Linked DNA regions of Homo sapiens: region 1 is linked to region 2. Evidence: chromatin contacts called from ENCODE Hi-C or POLR2A ChIA-PET data. All regions are on one chromosome and are shown on one strand. The core of a region is the stretch at or near the end of the contact, and the rest is flanking DNA. Distances in the headings are between cores, read along the strand shown. Region 1 has its middle 46 kb from the start of RGL1. Region 2 holds the start of RGL1 (ral guanine nucleotide dissociation stimulator like 1).

What was found. A loop is a pair of places that touch in the nucleus more often than their neighbours do. ChIA-PET counts read pairs that join two places held with the same protein, here RNA polymerase II (POLR2A). Pooled maps may share reads with other maps.
Region 1: a pooled map shows a loop between it and region 2 (2.1-fold over the local background). The contact joins the enhancer-like site here to the promoter of RGL1 in region 2. A Hi-C loop is called at or near these places in 1 of 168 maps with a recorded cell type or tissue (left ventricle myocardium superior), 1 of 37 single-sample maps with no recorded cell type and 1 of 50 pooled maps. POLR2A ChIA-PET finds 5 or more read pairs at or near these places in 8 of 52 experiments (GM10248, H1, MCF 10A and 5 more).

Annotation. Positions count from the first base shown.
Region 1 is chr1:183,755,772-183,761,647 of GRCh38, reverse strand. It overlaps a transcript of RGL1 not described here. Among named protein-coding and RNA genes, the nearest start is that of RGL1, 46 kb to the left of the region's middle. Within about 2 kb of position 4,392, at least 4 of the 41 ENCODE cell types and tissues checked have a DNase peak (open chromatin) inside an H3K27ac peak, as active enhancers do; they include PC-9 and endothelial cell of umbilical vein, where a contact is called at or near this core.
Region 2 is chr1:183,801,872-183,807,840 of GRCh38, reverse strand. RGL1 (ral guanine nucleotide dissociation stimulator like 1) reads right to left here and starts at 2,721. Exons shown (of 18, transcript NM_001297671.3): 1 at 2,517-2,721; 2 at 1,356-1,466. The coding sequence starts at 2,543. RefSeq lists enhancers at 249-298, 1,042-1,101.

The DNA of each region.
Region 1 (5,876 bases), core at 3,143-5,642, 48 kb after region 2:
GGCTAATGCAGCTGCTTACTTTAAGTTAAAGCAAATACTCACCATTCTGAAAATCCTAGAGCCCTTAGGAATTATGCTACATCTATTCTGGCTGTGCTCTATAAATGGAGCAATAAAGCCTAGATGATAGCACATCTATTTACAGCATATACAGCTTACTGAATATTTTAAGCCCACTATTGAGACTACTGCTTAGAAAAAAAGATATTCCTTTCAAAATATTACTGCTCATTGACAATGTGGCTGGTCACCCAAGAGCCAGAGATGTGCAAGGAGATTGTTGTTTTCATGCCTGCTAACACAATATCCATTTCACAGCATTTCATAACACAATATCATTTCATAGGTCAGAGAGTAATTTTGTCTTTCAAGTTTGATTAGTTAAGAAATATATTTCATAAGGCTATAGCTGCCATAGATAATGATTCCTCTGATGGATCTAGGAAAGTAAATTGAAAATCTTTTGGAAAGGATTCACCATTCTAGATGTCATTAAGAACATTCATAATTCATGAGAGAAGGTCAAAATATCAACATTAACAGAAGTTTAAAAGAGGTTGATTTCAACCCTCATGAATGACTTTGAGGGGTGCAAGACTTCAATGGATGAAGCAACTGCCAGTGCAATGGAAATAGCAAGAGAACTAGAATTAGAAGTGGAGCCCAAAGATAGGCTAAATTGCTGCAATCTCACAGTAAGCTTGAATGGACAACGAGTGACTTCTTATAGATAAGCAAAGACTGTGGTTTCTTGAGATGAGATGGAATCTACTCCTGAGGAATGGGCTGCGAATGTGGTGAAATGACAACAAAGGATTTAGATATTACATAAACTTAGTTGATAAAGTAGCAGCAGGGTTTGGGAGCACTGACTTCATTTTTTGTTTGTTTTTTAAAGATAGGGTCTTGCTCTCTTGCTCAGGCTGGAGTGCAGTGGTGCAATCATACCTCACTACAGCCTCCTGAGTGAGGATTGCTGAGGTTCATGCAAGCCTCTCACCTCAGCCTCCTGAGTAGCTGGGACTACATGCACACACCACCACACCCAGGTTTGTTTTTTTTTTTTTTTTTTTTTTTTTGCAGAGACTGGATCTTGCTATATGGCCCAGGCTAGTCTCAAATTCCTGGCCTCAAGCAATCCTCCTACCTCAGCCTCCCACAGCGCTGGGATGACTGGTGGGAGCCACCATGCTCAGCCTGACTTTGGTTTTGAAAGAAGTTCTACTGTGAGTAAAATGCTATCAAACAACATTGCATGCTACAGAGAAATCTTTCAAGAAAAGAAGAGTCAATGGATATGACAAACTTCATTAATGTCTTATTTTAAGAAACACAGCCACTGCAACCTTCAGCAGCCAACCACTCTGATCAGCCAGCAGCCATCAACATTGAGGCAAGACCCTCTGCCAGCAAAAAGATTATGACTTGCTGAAGGCTCAAATGATCATTAGCATTTTTTAGAAATACAGTATTTTTAAATTAAGATATGTACTTTTTAGATATAATGCTCTTGCACACTTAATAGCCTACAGTATAATGTAGACATCACTTTTATATGCACTGGGAAAACAAAAAAAAATTTATGTGACTTACTTTGTGCAATATTTGCTTTACTGAGGTGGTCTGGAAACAAACCAGGTATCCACGAGGTATGTGTGTACCATTAATGTGATGAGTCTTATAAGATAGATATGCAGAGATATTACAGTACCACACAGGAGGGTCACTAACCCTGACCAGAAAAATCAAGGATGTCTTCCTGGAAGAGGTGATACTTGAGCACATTCTAATACCAACAGTGAAATTTAACCATAATGAAAGCTTTAATATCCTCAGTATCCACCTTTAGTTTAGACTAAGAAACTTATTAAATGCATCATGTCATATTCAGGTGGTCTTAATCACAAGGAATCTTGAGACTGGCAACAAGGGCCAATGGAAAAGAATAAGACAGTTGACAAACTGGAGCTGGAGAGACTTCCCTGACTAGAGGTATGTGTCCCATGGTAGTAGCAGGCTGTTTGGTAAGATGTGTCCCAAGGACTGTATTGTAAATATTTTTTAATTTTCTGTATATTATGATGTTTTGATGTCTTTAAAAACTTTACAACTGGGAGAGACTGCCTTCCCTGGGCTAGCTAATTCTTAAAGATAACAAAAGTCAGAGAGCATACCTTTGATGTGCAAATTAACCAAGCAAAAGCCTTATCTCCTCTGTTTGGCCTGGATACTTCAGGAGACAGTATTTATCTGCCTTAATCATCCCAGGGCCAGGTACTAGGCAACTAGAAACTACTCCTATAGCAGAAAACCCACCAAAAGTGTTCAAACTAACCAATCCCAAACATTCTCCCTGCCGTGGCATGCCTTTTCCTCAAAAACCCCAATACAGAAGTAATCTAAGCTTCCCACTCACTCTTGTCTTCTGCCTCATGACCACAATCGTGTCTTCCCATGCAGAATATCTCCTCTCTCTAGGACCTGCAAGTGTAATAACCTTTGTTTTTTCCTGAGCCTCTCTTGTATCTCTTATGGCTGCACGTGACTAACCAAGCTCAGAAGGAACACAAAACAAGGGCATAGGAAAACTCTGATGTGATTCTGGCAAGCTTTCATATCCAAGAAAGCAACAGGAGTTCAGGGATTGGGTAAAAATAGCCAGGTTCCAAACAGACTGTTTACAATTAGACCCCAATTAATAGCTTGGGGTAAGTGGAACAGAGCTCAATTATGCAGAAGACAGAGCTACATGGAGCCTAACAGAGTTCTAAGTTCTATTTAAATAGGATGGAGTTAAGGGCACCATTTAAATAGGTACAGTCTCTCTGAGAAACTGGGTCCTACTATGGACTGAATGTTTGTGTTCCCAAACTTTGTTAGGTTGAAAACAGAACCCCCTCAGTGTGATGATATTAGGAGGCAGAGCTTTGGGGAGGCAATAAGGTCATGAGGGTAGAGTCTTCATGAATGGGATTCATGCCCTTATAAAAGGGACCCCAAAGAGCTCTCCAACTTTTTCTGCCACATGAGGACCCATTGAGAAGACACCATCTGTAACTCAGAGAAGGAACCTCACCAGAACCCAAACATGCTGGCATCCTGATGTCAGACTCCCAGCCTCCAGAGCTGTGAGAGAGAAATTTCTATTGTTGGCTGGGCACGGTGGCTCATGCCTGTAATCCTAGCACTTTGGGAGGCCAAGGCGGGTGGATCACAAGGTCAGGAGATCGAGACCATCCTGGCTAACACGGTGAAACCCCGTCTCTACTAAAATATATATAAAGTTAGCCAGGCATGGTGGCAGGCGCCCGTAGTCCCAGCTACTCTGGAGGCTGAGGCAGGAGAATGGTGTGAACCCAGGAGGCAGAGCTTGCAGTGAACCAAGATCGTGCCACTGCACTCCAGCCTGGGCGACAGAGCGAGACTCCGTCTCAAAAAAAAAAAAAAAATTCTATCGTTTATAAGCCACCCAGTCTGTGCTATTTCATTGTGGCAGTCCAACTGGCTAAGACAGATGATATATAGGAGAACTGAGATAGAAGCCTAGCCACACCAACTGAGCCAGCACTTTGAGGAATGGAAGAAGATTATGACTCAATGGGCACACTGGTATTTGTTCACATGGGCATTGCAGAGCCAAGGTCTAACAGAGCAAGATTGGTACCAGTTATTGAGCTGAAGTTGATGCCCTGGCCAGGAATGGTTATGGTCTGGACAAGAAAACTAAATGTAAAATTAGAGTGATTTAACAATTTTGGTAGTTTGCTTCATGAGGAGATTATAGAACAAAGACAAATGAGAGACAAATGAATTTCAATCTTACTCTGCCACCAAACAGCTATGTATATTTGAGCATGTGCCTTAACCTCTAATCTTCATAATCCTTATGAGTAAAATGAAAATGTACCTATGGCTGTGACAAATATATTAATAAATATGAAAGCACCAAGTGCAGTTCCTGACACAGAATAGATGCTCAATAAATGATATTTTCTTTTTCTTGTAAACCCAACAGAATATTATTCAGTCTCAATATTCCATTTCTCACTACTGATATGTCTATTTTACCCATCTCAGAGATTCATATATCAAAGCATTTTTATATATTAATAACTTCCTAGAAAGTAAATTTCTATCCCTTTGCCTCATATGAAAATTTGTGGCAGAGTGAAATAGAAATTCATTCAGAATCATAAAGAAGGACCCTAGCTCTGTCATCAAACCACAATTCAGCAAATAGCTGGCTTTTCACAGTTTAATACAATACACTCCCACTGCTTGCCTAAATTGCCATCCAGTTTTTAAAAACTTCTCTCTTCCTGTCTCTCAGATGTGTATGATTTAATCTCCAAAGCATGCATGATGAACACTTACTATTTCCTCCTCCAAGAATGTGATTTTACAATGTGAAGCCCCATTCCTGAGCTGGATAGAGAAGAGGTCATATGTCCAGTCTCCATACAGACATTCGCCAGTTTAATTTCACGTAGAGAACATCTCTGTTCGATAGCCATAGAGAACATTGCATATCGTTGTGGTATTCTTGTAAAACATTGAACATAGATAAGTCCAGTGCATAGTGGATGACTCCGTGCAAATTCAATCAGCAATACAAAAAAAAAAAAACAAACAAACCACCCAACTAAGTGTTATCCAATGGTGAGTCAAATGAATCACCTTAGTACCCAAAGATGACAACATTCTGCTTGATGTTACAATTTAGAGAAACAGGGTATTACCATTAAATAATGAAAATAATTCATCAGTCAATCATCAAATATTTATTTCAACCTGTGTCTAGTAGTACCAGTGCTTTGGGAGTCATAAGTGAAGTAGAATTAAGACTAAGGGGGTGACCTATCAATATGGGAATATAAATTTTTTAAAAAGAAGAAGACTAAGAGGCCTGGTCTGAAGGACAGACAGTCTAGTTGGAGAGGAAGAATTACTATCATGAAAAAAAGAACAACCCCAAATAATCACTACTTGAGCACTGGCTAGCATAGTGTGGACAGAGAAGAGAGACAGCAATCTGGGCTAGAGAGGTTTTGAAGTATTTTCGGCCATCCTAAACATGTCTGACAGACTAGCATTTCTAAAAACAAATCTGAACATGTCACTAGCCTGCCAAAAACCTTTCATTGACTGCACAGTGCCCACAGGATACTTCCTAAGTTTCTAAGTAAGAGACGTGAAGACTTTCATTATTTGTTTCCTCTTGGCTTCATCTCTTGCCATTCCTCTTCTGCTACAGATGCTCTAAATGGTAGGACATTCTCTCTAACACTCCCCTTTACAGTTTTCCCTGATCCAGAAATATTTGATCCAATTCCCCTTCAAAAATTCCATTTGCCAGGCTAGTTTCTACCTTTCCTTTAAGCGAACCAGGGAGGTCAAAGTTGCACTCCAGCCTGGACGACAGAGCAAGACTCCATCTCAAAGAAAAAAAAAAAAATGAACTCAGGCCAGGCGCAGTGGCTCACACCTTTATTCCCAGCACTTTGGGAGGCCGAGACGGGTGGTTCACCTGAGGGCAGGAGTTCAAGACCAGCCTGGCCAACATGGTGAAACCCCGTCTTTACTAAAAATACAAAAAACTAGCTGGGCATGGTGGCAGGCACCTGTAATCCCAGCTACTCAGGAGACTGAGGCAGGAGACTCGCTTGAACCCGGGAGGCAGAGGTTGCAGTGAGCCGAGATTGCGCCATTGCACTCCAGCCTGGGCAACAAGAGCAAAACTCTGTGTCAAAAAAAAAAAAAAAAAGAATGAACTCAACTATCAGCTCAGTGAGAAGCTTCCTTTCCTTGACATGCACACCTATGAGTGCCCATACTCATGCTGGATTACATGCTCTAAGCTCTCGAAATACCTGTGG
Region 2 (5,969 bases), core at 1,472-3,971:
TAATTAATTTTAAAATCATATTCTGAGTAAGGTAGGTACTTGGTAAGTGAAGACCTCTAGTTCTCACTGGAAAGCTCCTATCTTTCCAGACCACACCTGCAGATGTCATTAACAATTTCTGGCCCTCATGGGTGATACCTTGGCCCAAAGTACAGTAGCAGGAAAGGCCTGAGCTGAAGCAGCTGGGGAAGCCCAAAGCAATGAATGCCTGTGTCAGCAGACTCATGGCAGAGGAAGTGATTGCTGCCGGCCATGGGCCACCATCCTGCCTTAAACTCCCTGGAGTTACAAGTCACACGTTACCACTACTCTTAACAGGAGGCCCTGTGCAATTTTGTGTCCTATCCTCCTTCACACTCCACCTTTGAATGCTGCTCAAAATATTCTGAATTTTCAGAGACTCCAAGCCGCTAAAGATGGGATGCAAGTGCATAAATCTTCAACACTCTGAAGCCCATCGGCTAAAATAAGGCCAGCCAGGTGAAATCACACTCCACCCCCTCTATTCAGCCAACCATTATTTTCTTTCTCAAGGCTTTTTGGGTCGCCTCTCACCGCCTGGTCTGAGAACTACTTCTCCTTCCAGATCAAGAATCCCTTCATTCTTCCACATGTTTGACATTTGCCCAAGTAGTGATCCTGTCGCTGAGCTTTCCATTTCTCATATTCGCTTTATTTGGGATGTGTTGAAGGATCTACTAGGTGATACCTACAAACTTGCATGACCTCACCCAATATTTTACAATCTCAGTGGAAAAGAGTCCTGTTTACAGAAGCAGCATTTTTCCAAAGGCCCACCACTCTACACACAAAGTAGTGGGTACTAAGCATCCATTTGCCTCCTCCCAAGATATAGAAAAGAGATCACAATAGGAAATCTACCACCCCTCAAAGGATGCAGACTTGGAATGCTCTGTCTCCTGAGCAATCTGGGTACCTCCTAGAGATATAGGAGCAAGGCAGACGCTGACAGCATCAATTGGGGGAGGGCAGAGAGAGACAAGGGTGGCTTCTGGGCAAAGCTGCTTATGGCTCTTGTCTAAGAGAGTGCTGCTCTCTGGGCCTGTATTCTGTGTGTCATTTTCTGCCACTCCACCCCCAATCTATTTGCCAAAGACCTCAAGATGTTTCTAAGAGGTTCTGAATTATTGACAAACCTAGGGAAGATGCTTTTGAAAACATTAAATACAAAAAGAGACCTGTTCAGCTAGTGCAAACACTTGGTCATTAGCATTTTCCTTTTTAAAGCGAAAAGAGGAAAAAAAAAAAAGCCTGCCTCTGTTAAATAATAATGATATTCACAGAACGACAGACACTGAAATTCCAAAGTTCACCATCTCGCCAGCTTTACTCACCCCTAGCCATCTTGCTCCTTTATTGGCAGCCTGTTGAATCTGGACTCTTTTGAGGGTGACATGGTAAACAGCTCCTTCCTCTACCTCTTCACCCCAGTCCTGAATCGAGCTCTGCCAGGGACGGGATAAAGAGAAAGAAAAAGAGTATTTTTTTCCTCTCTGCTAACCACAATCTATCCCAGCTGCCTTGCTGCTTACAACAGCACTCAGGGCACAAGATGGGCTGTTCAAAATAAATATTACAATCCGCAATACAAGACACATTTTGATAGAGGGAATGCTGAGATTTTCTTGGCTTGCAGTCCCTTCCTGTGGTATCAGGATCCCCTGACTTTTCCATTTAGTTATTTCTCCTAGACTTGCTCACATATCTTAAATAGTTTTGTTTTGAAGTCTTTCTTTTTCTTTACAAAGAAACTAGATTAGTCCTGATTAACTTGTCCCCCTTAAGTGAAAGGAAAAATAATTCTTTGTAAAAAAAAAAAAAAAAAAAAAAAAAAAAAAAAAAAAAAAAGAAAAGAAAAGAAAAAGAAAAAGAAAAAAAGAAAAGAATAAGTCTGTACTTTTTAGAGTGGCTCGGTCATTGAAGAAACCAGATTTTAAACTCAGACACAAACAAGTGTTTAAAACGCCAAGAGTCCTCACTCCTTTGGAAGTGAAGTGGTTTGCTTGTCTTTTCTCCTCATTGTTTTGGAGCCCACAAAGTTAGCGGGGGTGGAAAGTTTTTATTTCCGTAAAATAATCTGGCAAGTGCAGAAAAAGCAACACATCATCAGGCAGCTTCTACTAAAATCTGTGCAGCGACCCCCTGGATTTCCATGTCCCCAGCTAAACCTGAGGTTTGTGTTAAAGAGCCGCTGGGACGCAGAAGCGCTCCGCGGTTCACCCACACTAACAGTTCTTTTTCCTTCAAAGTTCTCCCCTCCTGACATGCATCTGCCCCAGACACACCACAGGCAATTGCTGAGAAAGTAGGTACGGTTGAAAGGGAGAAGACACGCAGAGAGAGAGGAATACAAAGCGGAGTGAGAGAGCTTTAGCTCACAAGTATGGAATCGGATTGCTCCGTTCACTCCGAGGGAGTCCAAAACACGCCCAGCGAAAGCGGGAGAAGATTCCCCACCAGAGAAGCCTCGGGAGAAGGCAGAGAGCTCTCGTTACCATTTTAGCTTGCCAAAGCAATTTCATTCTCAGTTTTCTCTCCGGTGCGCGAACGCTGCATGATGCGCCCTGCTCGGAGGCCAACGCAATGTCTGCTGGGCTCAGCCCCGCGGCGCCTCGCCCCGGTCCCGGTCCCGAGCGACCGCAGCGCACAGACACGCGCCGCGCTGCCCCCGCCGCCGCCGGTGCGCGCGACTCGGGCCACAAAGGGAGCGCGGCGAGCGAGCGAGCAAGCGAGGAGCAGACTCCTCCCCACGCCACTCCGTGATGTAAGGCTTTCCTGTTTGTGCTTGTGAGCACACTCTCCCTTTCTTCAGTCCCATGGATAAAGTCAGCATGAAAGCGTTTCTCCAGTTCTGAAGGTGATTGGGAAACAACACTTTCAAGTTTATCAGGTTTTCCTGACGGTCACCAGGTGCCAAAATAGAACTGAGTGTGGGATGGAGGATTTGTGTGTGTCTTCTTCCTTCGCTAAAACAATGGAAGGAGAAAGTCCAAAAAACTTCCATTATCTGCCTATTATCTATTTTGATTTTAGAATAATTAAGTCAGAATGACCCCAGTGAGAGCCGCAATACTAGACGCCAGGAAGTTTTTCATTAGGACAGAGGATAAGGTCAGAGGACACCCGGGTATTCCAAAACCATGCCCAGGGGCTATACCCTCTCCTGCATCAGCACACTGCCAACAGGAAATCGCGCTGGGCTTTTCACCACCCCAATTACCCAGTAACTGGCCATTGGGGGTGGGAAGGGAACAAAGCAGGGTAAGGTTTTGCTAGGACTGACAGTGTCCTGGAGGTTCTGTGAGTCTTTGTGAGTAGCCACCATGGGTTGAGTTGCCTGTACTGTAGGGACACAGTAGGATCATAGCCACAGGGAAAAGTTCTTCATCAGATGACTACCAGCAGGAGTTTTATCATAATGGAAAGATCTGCTATAGGGATAAAAGATTATTACATTTTTTTAGATCCAGTTTTAACAAGTCAACAGCAAGAGATACCAGATAATGCAGTCAAACTTGACACCTGCCAGAATTCCATGCAAATTGCAAATACCTTTAGGGCTCATGTCTTTCATACTATTCACCCTAAATGAATTTAATCACCTTCAAATAAAAAAAAAAATAGGTCTCCCACTAATTGCCATACTATGACATAAGCCTGGGTTTTGGTTAATGGTAAATATATCATGAGCTGACAATTTAGCAAATCAAGTGTACTGATGTTCCCAGGAGAGCAGAATAAATGACAGCAAGGGCACATTAAGCAAAAACAAAAGGATCTGTGGACACTTGAGAACATCTACAAGTCATTCAGCCAGGTTATCCCCATACAACCAGAACCTAAGGGCACCATCACTGTATAGAGAGGAGATGCCCTTTTAGCAAGCTGAAGTGGTTGTTCTATAATTTAAAAAACAAACGAACGAAAAACACATAGACTAAATCCTTCTATGATGATCAGGGCAGAATGTTGCTGGGAACCAGAGGAAAATCATGTGAAGGCCCTACCTCCCTGCTTGTTAAGCCATCCTCAGGAACCCAGGCCCACCTCTAGAGGACCTATTAGGTGATCTTGGACACCACGAAATGCAACTGAGGACAGTTAAACAACCTGTAAGATTAACTTCACCACTACTTTAACCTGATTTTTGGCTACACATTTGGCAGTAACTGAAATATTTCCATTTCAGGGATATTAAGCAGTTTCTTCAACCTCACTCTCCCAGGAAACCTTCCTGGACAGGGCGGCTTAAATTCACAAGGCCCCACTCAGGTTTCAGAGCTACTCACCTTTCTCTGTACTCCAATTCCCTGGCTGGCCACCTAGTGTGTAAAGGGAAAAGAACTAGCTTCAAGCCAAGTGGATACAGCTTCACATCCAGCCTTGCAGTGAGTGAACCTGAATGCTACTACCCTGAGCCTTAATTTCCTCATCTGCAAAATGGGACAACCATCTACCTGAAAGAGTTTGAAAGAGATCAAATGAAATAATGCATGCAAATCATCAAGCACATGGTAAGTGATCCAAAAAAATTCCACTGCCTCCTTATTGTACTTCCTCCCAAACCATATTTATCCAGACTCAGTGAAAAGCGTGTTATGTATGCAACACTAGGAAATCTGAAATGATGTCTTCTCATGGAATTACTTTAAAATTTCAGAGAGGTTTTCCAAGAATAACTATTTGTATTTACACCTCACAATGTATGTAATTTTGTACAAATGCTGTTCTGCAAAAAAAGAGGCAGACTTTATGCTAGATAGAGCAATTGTGTGTTGCAGTTTACAAATTTTTTAATATTCATTTAAAAATATTTCATCAGTAGGCAGTTCAGTCCATATTACCTTATTACCTGTACCTTTGGGTTAAAGTACTCCTGGTCAATATGTGGGAAGACAAACCAGTAAGCCATTTATAACTCAGTTGGTGTTTATTTACCACATTAGCCTTCCCGTGACCTAACAGAGTCCTGAGAGGATAGGTTAAGTTTTGTTAAAAGATCAGGAATGTTTTGTAGTTTTTAGAGAGCAAGACTTGCATCTCTTTGGTTCAGTTTATTCCAAGGTACTTTATTCTGATACTATTGTAAATGGGATTGCTTTGTAAATTTCACTTTTAGATTGTTTGTTGTTAGTATATAGAAACACATTAATTCTTTATTTTGCAATTGACTGAATTTGTTTATTAGTTTATAAGGGTTTTTTTTTTTTTTTTTTTTTGCTGATACACCTAAATAGAAAGACATCCCGTGTTTACGGGTTGAAAGACTTAATATGTTAAAATGTCCATATTATCCAAAACTTTCTGCATATTCAATGCAATCCCTTCCGAAATCCCAAGTGTATTTTTGACAGAAATAGCAAAAATAACCTTAAAATTCAAATGGAACTACGAAGGATCCTGAATAATCAAAGCAATCTTGAAAAAGAAGAGTAAAGCTGGAGATCTCATGCTTCTTGATTTGAAAACATATTACAAAGCCACAGTAATCAAAACTTTATGGTACCGGCATAAAGACAGACACACAGATCAATGGAACAGAACAGAAAGCCCAGAAATAAACCCAAGCATATGTGGTCAACTGATCTTCAATAAGGATGCCAAGAATATACAACAAGGAAAAGATAATCTCTCCAACAAATGGTGCTGGGAAAACATTTGTACAAAAACTAGATCACATGTAAAAGAATGAAATTGGACATTTATTTTACACCATACACAAAAATCAATTCAAAATGGATTGCAGACTTAAACATAAGACCTGAAACTATAAAACTCCTTAAAGAAAATTGCTATAGTTTGGTTTGTTTGACCCCTCATAATCTTATGTTGAAATTTAATCCCCAGTGTTGGAGGTAGGGCCTAATGGGAGGTGTCTGGATCATGGAGGCAAATCCCCCATTAATAGCTTGGTACCATCCTCAAGGTATTGTGTGAGTTCTCACTTT